Regions from separate parts of the Mus musculus genome. Here region 1 is linked to region 2. Evidence: chromatin loops called from intact Hi-C (ENCODE). Cell type or tissue: left cerebral cortex. All regions are shown on one strand. Each heading gives the region's core, and the rest is flanking DNA. Links, peaks and the distances in the headings are about the cores only.

What was found. Peaks named below come from ENCODE experiments on the same cell type or tissue, not always from the same donor. Only the 100,000 strongest peaks of a DNase experiment are listed, where the experiment ranks them.
Region 1: a loop joins it to region 2, with 3 times the contacts of the local background. A loop is called at or near these places in 10 of 42 quality-filtered maps.

What each region holds. Positions count from the first base shown.
Region 1 is chr11:71,859,148-71,865,579 of GRCm38, reverse strand. No RefSeq gene overlaps it. Among named protein-coding and RNA genes, the nearest start is that of Gm22927, 14 kb to the right of the region's middle. In left cerebral cortex, for the core only: no CTCF peak of the experiment used is centred there; no DNase peak of the experiment used is centred there.
Region 2 is chr11:72,007,269-72,013,700 of GRCm38, reverse strand. No RefSeq gene overlaps it. Among named protein-coding and RNA genes, the nearest start is that of Aipl1, 27 kb to the left of the region's middle. In left cerebral cortex, for the core only: no CTCF peak of the experiment used is centred there; DNase peaks (open chromatin) are centred at 2,265 and 3,163.

The DNA of each region.
Region 1 (6,432 bases), core at 2,130-4,629, 150 kb after region 2:
CATAGCTACGATCTTTCTCCTTCTTATGTTCCAGCCCTTTTGCTTTCAGTTCTAAAGCATGCCTTGGACTCTCTATCATTCCTGCTGTCTCTCCTCAAACACTCTTCTTTAGACCTTTCCTTGTTTTGAATATCTTATGCCATGTTACTTCATATGGAGAAAAAAGCCTACTCTTAGTGGTTATTCTATTTACCCCTCTCTGTTCCTGAAATCCGACTAGGTATCCCTGGGACAGGGGTCATTTCTCTTCCCCTTTCACATCCACTATCTACCACCTTATTTGTTTCAGCAAATTATATTTGATCTGACCATATGACCACCTTTGGGAGAGACTAAATTGCTCTGCCTCCCTTGCAGCTAGTTGGGCAGCATAGAGGAGGCTCAGTTAGGGTTGACTGAACACGTGGTAAGGTGCTGTATGTGACATTGAAGTATCCTCTTATACGTATCTTTGGTACTCTTCCCACCTTCCAGAGTGGAGCCAAGCTAGTTTTGACCAACTTTTTGTAATGCAGAGAAAAAAGAAGAAAGATCCAGAATTCCTGAAAAATAGCCATAGAACAGAAATTTCCACTGGTTCTGGACTCCACAGCTCCCTCCGAGAGAAAACTGACTTCATCTCTTTTGGGACCACAACATATTGCAGTATCTTTGTTCCAACAACTTGGTTCCTACTCTGAGTTATATAATAACTTTCATGTCTCCATGTTACATCCAAATGATAATTCTATTTAGTGGCATTCTTTGAAGGGTTAGTGTATGGATGCATTGACAGGCTTGCAATAAACTCACAGTACTTGCTGGTCATTGCTCTTTACTGCCCTCATAACTCAACTTGATGCCTAGCAGGATATAACACGTCCTCTTGCCTGCTTGCTTGTGGATCATTTCCTTCATTGGGTGGTATCTTCCACCAGCAGGGATTTGCCTGTCTTATTGTGCTCCCAGCTGTAGCCTCAGTTCTAGAACAACACTATCCACAGCAGAAACGCCACAAGTGCAGCAGTGAATATTTGCACGTGTTCCCCTTCTTTTCCACGTTCCCCTTCTTTGCCTCTCATATCTGTTAGTTCATGGCTCATCCATTCCCTAGCTTCTTTCTAGAGCATAAGAGGCACAGCTTCCGGGAACACCAGTGTAACTGCACTGTGAAGGATCCACATGCTGCTTAGGAAGAAGCTACAGGAGCTGCTTGCGGGGCTCTCTTCCTTCCTGCACTCTATGGCAAGCTACACACTCCAGTTCCAACTGCCCATTCTGCCCTGCATTCCCATGGCTGGCCACTGCCTCCTGCCTCTGCCTGAAGAAGGAATTAGCCTGCCTTCTCACAGGTCTTTTCTCTTTCCTCACCATCTCCCCAGGCTCCTGGGCACTGTGGGCTCTGTGTGAATGGAGAGTGCATTCTGGAGGCAAATATGAAGATAAGAGCAGAGCTGCAGGCTGAGTGATCTTGAGATGGAGAGGCGTAGACATTTTAGCACAAAGTATAGAAAGCCTGGGGCAGCAAAGCTTTCCACACAAGCCGAAGAATACAGAAGTCATAAATGAAAAGCCAGTCAGATCCGGATTCATAAAATATTTATAATATCTGAACAAGGAAGACACAACAAGATTAAAAGGCAGGCAAGGAAGTGATATGAAGTATTTTAATGTGATAATGAATTTTGATTGACAATCTGATTAGATCCAGAGGTCCATCTTTGGATGTATCCTGAGGGCATTTCCAGTACTGATTAACTGAGGGGTAGCATCTGTCCTGAAAGTAGGCAGTGCCATTCCATGGGCTGGGGTCTAGATAGGAAACAGGGAAAAGTGATCCAGGCGGTAGTGCTCGCTTCCCTCTGCTTCCTGGCCCACCTAGATGTGTGTGTGCGTCTACATATATGTGCATATGCATATATATGCACATATATAATCACACACACATATATGTATATATGAATATATTACATATTCATGCATATATATCTACACACACACACACACACACATATGATATAGTCAGTGTTAGATATAAAGTGCTATACTATAGTAGTCAATCTTGACAGGACTACAGAGTGTCTCAGAGATGGTAAAACACTTTCTGGGTGTCTAGGAGCAGCTCCTGAGATAATTGACTTGTGGGTAAGGTTTCCCTGCATGTGTATAGAACCCTTGCTTAGGCTGGAGGCCTGGGTAGAATAAATGCGGAAGAGGAGAGGACCTGCAGAGTCGGCACTTTTCTCTTTGCTTCCCAGGCACCGTGGTGTGACTTTCACAAATGTGCTTTCTCTCTCCTCTCCCCAGGCACCGTGGTGTGCTCCCCGCCAGGGTGAACTGAAATCTCTGACAGTGTGAGCCAGAGTAAGTTCCCTCCTATAAGATATTTGTGTCAGATATTTTGTCACAGCCATGAGAAATGAATATATGTGTATACTATCACATACACAAATAATATAATGTATATATAGACAAATTATAGCTCATATGTAAACAAATGAATCTCTTTACATGAGAAAGGCATATGTGTTTCTGAATGCAGCGAGATTTATAAGTGCTAATGTGTTTAATAGTGCTTTTCCTGGGAGAAGAAAAGAAATCTGGGAGCTCAAGTGGGTGGAAAGTGCTGAAGGGAGATTCTCATTTTTTTTCTGGAAATTTCTCTATTTTTTCATTTACAAATAATGTAAACATATTCTGTTTGTTTTTTTTCCGAGTAATAAGAAAAAAATTATAAAAATATCAAAGAAGTAGAACTCCAGAAATGGCTTCCTCCAAAAGGAGGACCTGGCTATCTTCTGACAGGTTTGCCTGCCTGTGGCCTGTGCCAGTGGCTAAGGAAGGACCATCTTGGTGTGTGAGTGCTCACCCTCAGTTCCCATGCCCCCTTGTCCTGGTGGCTACAGGTTCCTTGTGTGAGGGGCACGGGTGGGAGCTGGCAGCCTGCTGGAGCATCTACCATGAGGGGGAAGTGCCCTGACCTCCCATTTCAAAGTGTTGACTCCCCACTCATTCACGAAACCTGGCAGAATATTTTCGAATAAATCATAGGCATGGCAGTTACATTCTCTGAACCACACTGGAAAAAGGATTATGGTATTTACCACAGGGACAGCAAGATTGATTCTCACCCAGAAAATCTGCCAGCTTCTTGATTTAGGGAGCCAGCGATCAGCACAGGTTAACTCTGATTCATGTGGGACTGCTTCTTCCTCAGGGCCCTCTCCTGTCCTGGAGGACACTTAGGGTGGGGCAGGCCCGGAGCAATTACTGTTCTGATAGGTCAGTCTAAGATGGCTGGTCAGGAGCAGGAAGATAGCCGCCCACTGTTCCATAGCTGTTTCCTGCTGTATCCCCAGTTCCATCTTCTGCTACCACAGCCCTGTTACCACAGTTCCTAGGCCAGTGGATGGCGAAACACCACAGTGTGCTGAAATGGGGGTCGAAGGAGAGATGAGTCTTGCTATACAGACTCCCACCCTGACCCTACCGTTGTTGGCTCCATGAGCTAAGGTGAGACTATTTACACTTATCAGTCTCTGTTTTAAATGATAGCAGCTGATGCCACATGGCTATCATAAAGTAATCTGTGTCAGTACAGCCATTTAAAGTCACATCTTGATTAAATAGTTACTGTCAACTCTAAGTCCTTCTTTATTGAGATCTGGAGAACAACCAATGCTGATCCACCCCATAATCAACATCCAAACGCTGACACCATCGCATACACTAGCAAGATTTTATCGAAAGGACCCAGATGTAGCTGTCTCTTGTGAGACTATGCCGGGGCCTAGCAAACACAGAAGTGGATGCTCACAGTCAGCTAATGGATGGATCACAGGGCTCCCAATGGAGGAGCTAGAGAAAGTACCCAAGGAGCTAAAGGGATCTGCAACCCTATAGGTGGAACATTATGAACTAACCAGTACCCCGGAGCTCTTGACTCTAGCTGCATATCCTAGTCGGCCATCACTGGAAAGAGAGGCCCATTGGACATGCAAACTTTATATGCCCCAGTACAGGGGAACGCCAGGGCCAAAAAGGGGGTGTGGGTGGGTAGGGGAGTGGGGGTGGGTGGGTATGGGGGACTTTTGGTATAGCATTGGAAATGTAAATGAGCTAAATACCTCATAAAAAATGGAAAAAAAAAAGAAAACCTGGCTTCTTGGACTATGCTCCATATGTCTTGCCTCAGCTGACTCTCTGCTGTCTAGGATGTAGTGGCTCACAGGAGACGTTGGAGTCATCAGCACAGACATTATCTCTCAGGGATTTCTTGATAGACAGATGGTAACCTTGAAGAAACACTTTCCTAACAGCTCTTTGTTCTTCAAAGAGAGGAAGCAAAGAATGTTACAAAGAGGGACTGGCATCTCCTGAGGATGCAGCTGCACACAGACATCAAGGGACCAAACCCTCCCTGGGAACCCCACAGTCCAATCAGAGTGAAGTCTCACTCAGCTTAGACTAACTGGATCCCTCACACACACAGACCTCCTTCCCATTGTCCACTGGGTCAGCAGTTACTAAGTATGACATGGCTATCATTGGGAATACACGCCCCTTTCAAAGGAAACTCCAGCTAATAGGTCTAGGGTGGCAGCCTCTTATTCATTCTCTCTAAGGATCCTTGTGGGCTCTTCTAGTTCTGTTTTCTAGAGGTGAAGCAGGTTGGTAGCATCCTCCTGCTCTCCTCAGGGTCAGTTCTCCTTAAAGAACTGCCCAAAGCAGGGCTCATTCCCCAAGACATACTGCAGTTCACAGTACGGTTCATGTAGAACTAAGCAAGATTTCTCTGCAGCAGCCTCCACTCCATTCCTCTTGGGCCCTCCCCAAATGAGCCTAGCAGGAGGAGTCTGAGAGGTACAGGATAGGGTGCCCCAGACCTTCAGCTTGCGCTCCCAAACAGAGAACCCTCACTTTCCGTGTTTGTAGGCAGGTTAATGGTGATTTCACAGTTTTCTTCGAGAACAACCGGTGAGAATCTGTGTTACTAGATAGCACACCACGGTCATTTACCCAGTCTACAGCAAGCATGCTCAGCTACAAGTCAACACAAGATCCCAGGAAGCAAACACAAAGATGTCATTCTTTTTCTCCTTGAGCAGAATCTCACTCCCCAGACTTTCTACTAAGTGTTTGTAAGCCTTAGCATCCAGGAGTAGGAATCAGGGTCCCTCCCCTCCATGATACCTTAGCCACCCAAGTCTATGTAATCCTGTAAGAGAGGAACCCCTTCCCCCTATCTAGCTTATCTCTAGGAGGCACTAACATCCTCATCAAATGACCCTTGGCCCTGCCATGCATGTCCTCCATTTCCATACTTATTTTTTAGTAGTTTTCAAATGTACTAGTCATATATATTTTCAGTGGAACTCTTCCCCTTATGAATCAAGGGTGCTTTCCAGCCCAAACCTTTCACTCCCATGATGAAGTCTCTCCCAAGCCTGCATGGACCCTTCCTTCTCCGACTGCACAAAGCCACATGATTCAGACTCAAGCTCATCAAATCTTAATGGCTAGAATCGACGACTGCTTTCTCCGTGTAATACTCACAAGAGCCTCTGGCTTCCATATAATTCCTACACATTGGAAACATTTACAGGGGAGTTGGGGTGTGATGTGGTTAAAATAATGTGGTTTCTGTGAGTTGGCATTGAGATAATAATGAGGTAATTCAGTTAATGAGAAGTAAGATGCAATGTGGGTGAAGGGGCTCAGCAGAGATGATATAGTGGACTAGCCTTTGCTTCCAGTACCAGTCTGTGGAGCAGAAGCGAACTCAGCAACCCCTGATTTCCATGGCAGTCTAGAGAATTTCCTTCCCCCTGATAATTGTCAGTACATGAGATACATTGTCTCAAATAAGCAATAGTCATGGCCACCAAGAGGAGGAAGTGTGGAAGGGGAGGCACTTAGGGAGATTCAGAAAACAGTGGCCAGTGTAAATGGTGCTTGTGTTCCTAATGGATAGCTAATTATCTTGATACTGAATTACTAGTAAATCAAAAGACTTTACATATCTAAGATTGGTAAGTCCACCGTTATCCATGGACATTTATCTGCTTTTCTAGTTCATTAGGTGACAATGTGATTTGTGCCTGATGAGACGCTGCCCTCTTCTAACAGCTCACTGACATCTAATTGACAGGTTGTCCTGTTAAACTTCTGTCTGGGCATTTGTGCGAAGATGGAATCAGAGCCACGAGCATTTCCACGGGCCTCTGGGATTTCTTTGTTTTGGATGCTACTGTTGGGTCAGGAGTGTTTCTCAAAGGCTCAAATGTAGTAGGTGTTGGCCTCAGCCCCTGGTGCTACTGAGAGATGATGGGCCCTTGATAGTCAGGGAGCATCAGAGGAGAATTTGGTCATTGGGGGCCATATTTTTGGAGGGGTATTGGAGCCTGTTCTCCACTCTGGCTTTTCCTCCTAGCTCGTATGAAGTGAACATTC
Region 2 (6,432 bases), core at 1,701-4,200:
GCATCCTTACTTTTGTCCACCATCTGTGTTTGGTCCAGGATGGTTCCAATGATCAAAGTTCCCTGGGGTATCTTTGTATCTAATTCCTGAAACTTCTCATGTGTGGGCGTGGTGAGCAGCCCACTCCTTCCCTTGTTCTGGGTCACTGTGGCAACGCCGTCTCTGTCTCCCTGCCGTACCGTTTCAGTCGGCCTGCCCTCTGTCAGCATCACCTCCCTCCATCCTCACTCACTGCCTGCTGATTTCAGACGGTTTGGGGAGCAGCAGGGATCACTTTAGTGGGATAAGTGTGTGTGTCCCTGAGACACTTCCCTTCATGTGGGGCTTAGCTATTGCTGCCTTTCGGATGATTTCAGCTCCCCTTTACTGGCTGCTTTTCTCTGTATCCTGAGAGGCTGTCTGTCTTGGGTCACAAAGGTCATGCACTTTTTGGCTTCCAGTTTGGCTAGACAGAGGCTTTGGGAGGTGGAATGGGGAGAAAAGCCTTGTTTTCTTTCCCCCCATTAGTTTCTTTCTCTTATCACACTGGGCTAGTTGTTGGACCTCTTGGCTTGGCTTGCAGCCCTTCCTCCCTGCTTGCTCTCTCCCATGTTCTTCCTCTTCCAGTAGCAAGGATTCCAAGGGCAATCCCCGAGACTGACTGGTGGAGTCCCTACTACCGCATCTTTGTAACAACATGCTTTTCAAGAGCTATTTCCTCCCCTGGCTTCAGCTACTTGTTTCCAAGGTTGTTTCTCAATAACCCCTTCTCCTCCGAACTCCTCATTTCTCCCTGTTCAGCCCAGTTGTTATTCCCAAGATCAGTTTCTGTGTTTTATTTTCCCTCTTCTTGCCCCTCCAGGGAACTTGGGTTGGGATGGGGGGTGTGTTTGATCTCTTACTGTCTTCTCCAAAAAGCTGGCTTCTAGACTTCTATTCACCCTTATAGAGCAGCAGTAGCTGAACAAGTGATGAAAAGACTACTTTCCTAAGCCTTCCAGGATAATGTCTCAGCATCAGTAGTCCAGCACCATGTATATTGTATACTTTGTATCTTGCTCTGGTGGATGCTGGTGGCAGCACCTGCTGCACGTCCCTGTGTTGAATGATGTAGCAATTTTCTTTTGAATACTGTAGGTGCCCAATAAGAAGTTGAGCAGTAAATAATGCCTGACTACATGGTTTAGAGATTGACTTTGTTTATCTGGGGCTGGAGAGCAGATGCCCTGCATGGCTTGTTCAATCATTATTTCCCAGTGAATCTTTTGTTGTTTTATTTCAGTGTTGTTTTTCTGAAGGGCTCTTTCTCCCTAGGCTTGCCGAGGTGGCTTTGTACCAACTTGATCAAACTCCAAGCAGCTGTGTGAGGTGAAAACTCACCACCCAGGAGAGAAAGAAGCTGGAGCCGGGGAAAGCAGGCACCATGGAATGAAGAAAATCCAAGAATATTATTACTACAACACCACCACCCTGCTGAGTGGCACCAAGGTAGAGCTGAGCTCTCAGTTAGAATTACAGTTTCTCTGGGGAGGGACAAGGGCTAGCAGGGAACTGTTGGGTCAGGGCCAGGTGTCAACTGCCCAGCTGTCTCTGGCCTTTCTATGTCATGTCACCCCTGCAAGCCAATCATCTCCACACTTTTCCATTCCTTCCTCCAGAGGCAGAGGGTTGGCAAAGTATCTTGGGTTTGGGGACAGACAGGATGGTACTGAGTGTCTAGCACTTAACTCTAATCTCTCCAAGCTGCAGTTCCCTCATTTGCAAGGCAGGAAGCACAAAACTGCTTGGCGCTGGTGGCCATGAAAGCAGGAGCTTATTAATGGAGATTAGCAGTTGGGGCAACACAGAGGGATTCTCTGCTGCAGGTAATGGACCCTCTGGTGCTGGAGGTATGCAAGGCTTGACTTTTTGTGGTGCTTCAAGCCCTGCACGGGGAGAGTGAGGACTAGTCTGGTCAGCCTGAATTAATCCCGTCGGTAGCAGAGGGGAGGTTTTGATTTTGTTAAACAGAGTCTGGGATTTCATGTGTCAGCGTGCTGCCTGGCAATTAAAATCAGGAGAGTTTAATCTGAAGAGAGTTCCAGCTCTGTTGTTTGCCCTTTTAATCTTGTCTGTTACCATGGGAACAGCAAGTGATTGCAATCACCACTGTTTGTATTGTGAGCCTGCTCCCATCAATGTGGCTTTTGAAAAACAAGAAATAAAAATCTTGACTTCTGCACACCACTCATTACTATTCAGAAGGAACCAGGAAGTTCCGTCAAACGCTTCCTTCCCAGCAGCCTCATTTCTGAACTGCTTTCTTCCTGCCCCTCTAGCCAGGTGGCTCTGCTGGCACTTGCTCAGAGCATCACCAAGCAGGATGAGATGCTGGGTGAGCTGGGGACCCACTGCTGGTGAAGAGCTGGCTACAGAGCTTCCCTTAAGGAGTGTCGGATATGCAAGAGGTTGTTTTAGTTCCTCCAGATCGTGGATGATAGTTTTTAATGTTTACATTTCTCTCTTTCTTTCTTTACTTTGTATGTGTGTGGTTGTGCACTCACAGGGGAAAGCTTGCCACAGCCTGTGTGTGGAGGTTGGAGGATAACCTTTGGACTCTGCTTTCTCTCTAGTTTGAGACGGAGCCTTTCTTTTGTTGTTCTCTGCTGTGTGGTCCAGGCTCGCTGGTCCCGCAGCTTCTGGGGGTTCTCCTGTCTCTGCTTCCATCTCATTGCAGGATGCTGGGATTACAGATAGGACCTATCACTCCCGGACTTTATGTGGATTCTGAGGACTCAATCCCAGGTCTCCACACTTGTGCTGCAAGCACATTACCCATTGTGCTATCTTCTCAGCTCCTCGTGGAGGTTGTATTAGCTGCTCATCATCTCTTCTGTGATCCCTCGCTGAAGGAAGAGAGATGCTGTCCAGGACTAGTGCCTTTGTGAAATGCAGAGTCAGGACCAGCAGTTCCCAGTGTATTGGTCTGAGAAGTCCGTGATTTTTTTTTTTTTTAGAGGCTTACTGGTCACCTGCAAACTTACAGCAGTGGCCTGCCTGTCTTTGGCTCCTGCTGGCCTTGAGATCCGTGGTCTAGAGGGAGATGACTTCAGCCTTCTTTCAGAGGACTCCAAATACCTCTGCCTCCTCTTACAGCTTACAGAATGGTTTATGGTGAGAATGTGAAAATGTTGGCCCAATGCCCAGACCTAATTGATTAAAGCATTTTTCTTCGAGTAGAGAGAGACTCCAGTGAGCATTGATCCCACTCCGTTGTGTAACAGCTGAGAATAAACTGTTGGGTGAGGAAGGGACTTGCCAGAGGTCAGGGGATAAGAGAGCATCTCTCAGACCTGGTGGCTTGTTTTGCGTAAATCCGACCTCATTGCAAGACATGCCTTGGGGCTGCTTCATTTCATAAACTTTGAAAAATTGAAACTCCCTTTTTTATTTGAAATACATACATGCCTCATATCATGTCTCTTTAGAGAAGATACAAGCTGATTCAATGCGCATTAAATTCCAGAAATGCATACTGAATGGCCACAATGTTTGCAAGTTAGAACCACAAGTTAGGCTAGGAGAACGCTGAACTCTCAGTGATTCCAGCATTAGCTCTGATCTCTAGGTCTTCTAGTCATGTGATCCTGAGGGACCACTTCACATCTCAGGCCTTCAGTCTTGCTCTGTAATATGAAGAGAGTGGATACTTTGGTTTTTATGTGAAAGGTTCCCACAGGCTCATATGTGGTGATGTAGGGGAGGCAGTGGAGTCTTCTGGATGTAGGGATCTCCCTGGTAGAAATAGACATCTAGGGGCAGGTCTTAGGAGGTTACACTCACCCTGGTGACCCTCTGCACTCTCTGCTTCCTGGCTGTACCACATGAGGAGTTTGTGTTCCCAGCTTAGTTAGGATGTCTACTCTGTAATAGTAATAATAATAATAATAACAATAATAGCAGCAATAACAATAATGACCAAATGTAACTTGGGGAGCAAAGGGTTTATTTTGTCTTGTAGTTTGAAGTCTACCATCCAGTAAAGCCAAAGCAGGAACTTGGAGGCAAGAACTGATGCAGAGGCCATGGAGGAAAATGCTTACCAACTTACTCAGTCTTCCTTCTAAGAGCATCCAGGACAACCAGCCCAGAGGTGGCACTGTGACAGTGATCTGGGTCTTCCCACATCAATCATCAATCAAGAAAACACACCACAGGCTTGCTCACATATCAGTCTAGTGGGGGCATTTTCTCACCTGAAGTCCCTTCTTCCAAGATGTGTCTAGCTTGGCTGGCATAGAACTGGCCTGTGTGGTCCCACACTCCTCCTGCCACCACCTTCACCATGCTTTCCCATCAGGATGAACGTGGACTCCTTTGAAACCGTGAGCGTGAAGTTGTGTCTGTCAGATGTCATGGTCCCAGCATGAATACAGCAATGAACACAGCAATGAACACAAAGGGCTTGCCTGGTCCACCTTGCACCATCCACAAGGTTTGGCATGAGTTTATGACCACAGATGTACTTGAAAAGCAATGGAGAATGACGTGTAATTACCCTGTGGCTATTGTCAACACAGATTCATTAGAGATAGGTCTTCCGGCTCTCAAGGGAATTGGAACTCCTCAGGCAGATCTGGAGTCTAGCTGATGGACCGAAGTTTCAGCCCTCCCTTGATGTTTTCCTATTTACACAGACTGAGTCAGATTGTAGCAAAACCCAGAGTGAAGTCCCTTCCAGGTACAAACCAGTTCATCCTTCTCTGCCTCAAAGCCCTCCCTGGGGCTGAATCTTGAAGGATTCTGCATCTTTCACTGATGGCCATAAGCCCTGCCCCCTCTGACTATATCTTGATTTTTCTTCCTTCAGAGCAACCTAGCTTTTTTGTTTTTTTTCCTTCTTCCCTTCCTTCCTTCCTTTTCTGTCCCCACTCCTTCCCTTTCCCCCTTCCTTTTCCTCCTTCTTTGACCAAGTCTTACTATGTATCTATATCTTGCCTGGAACTCACTATGTAGACTAGGCAGGCCTTGAGCCCACAGAAATCCACCTATGTCTGTCTCTGGCATGCTGAGATTAAAGGTGTGCACCACCTTGCTCAGCTTGCTTAAAAACAAAACAAAACAACAACAACGACAAAAACCCAGGGTGTTACCCAGATGCCCAGGCTAGACTCTAACCCTGTGCTCCAGTTGTTCTATTCCCTTCTCCAGAATGCTGAGCCCACAGGTGTGCACAGCACCGCTGTGTCTCGGTGTTCTTATGCATAAACAGCCACTCTGGTAAATAAAGTGTTGCTAGGACACGGCCGCTTCCACTTATCTCTGTCCTGTCTGTAACTGGATTTGCAGAACAGTGGTGGAGTTGAAGCATTGCGACAGAAGCTGTGTGGTCCACACAGCATAACGTAGAAATACCTGGCCGTTTACAAGAACAATCTGCCTCAAGGGTCCTCCCCTGCCAGATGGCAGCCACTTTGCCTTGCAGTTGTGCTGCCCACATCTGGTGCAGGACTGCAGCAGGGGTTTAAGAAGCGCCTTATTCTGTATCTTGGTAGCTGAGGATGGACGTATTGCTACTCATCTGCTGAGCCTTTCCCCTGTCCTCTCCTGCCTATCTGACCATTTGGTGACAAAATACAGGCACTAGAACTCCCCCCTTGGGCTATGTTTCTAAGAGTCTTGCCTTTGACTTTGGTAGTTCTAGGGGTCAAGCTTAAGGTGTCCTACATGCCAGCTAAGTACTCTATTATGAGCTACACCCCTACATGCTGAGTACCCTATCATCAAGCTACACCCACTTTGTGCGTCGGTGCTCAATCATCACCCCACCTACTTACCCCGTGACTTCTTTTTAAGTCACTGGAACCTTTCCCACAATCTCTTGAGTGGAAGCCCAATTTTCAAATAGATAGAAAGAACTGTGTGTGTGTATATGTGTGTGTTTGTGTGTGTAGTGTGTGTATGTGTGTAGTGTGTGTATGTGTATAGTGTGTGTATGTGTATAGAGTATATATGTATGTGTATGTATGTGTGAGTGTATGCTTGTGTGTGTATGTGTGAGTGTGTAGTGTGTGTGTATAGTGTATGTATGTATGTATGTGTATGTATGTGTGAGTGTATGCTTGTGTGTGTATGTGTGAGTGTGTAGTGTGTGTATGATTGTGTGTGTGTGTGTAGGGTGTGTGTATGATTGTGTGTGTGTATGAGTGTGTGTGTATAGTGTATGTATGTATGTATGTGTATGTATTTGTGAGTGTAGGCTTGTGTGTGTGAGTGTGTAGTGTGTGTGTATGATTGTGTGTGTATGTGTGAGTGTGTAGTGTGTGTGTATGATTGTGTGTGTATATGATGTATGTGTATAGTGTATGTATGTATGTATGTGTATGTATGTGTGTGTGTATGTGTGAGTGTGTATTGTGTGTGTATGATTGTGTGTGTGTGTATGAGTGTGTGTGTGTTGGGATCCAGGTGCTT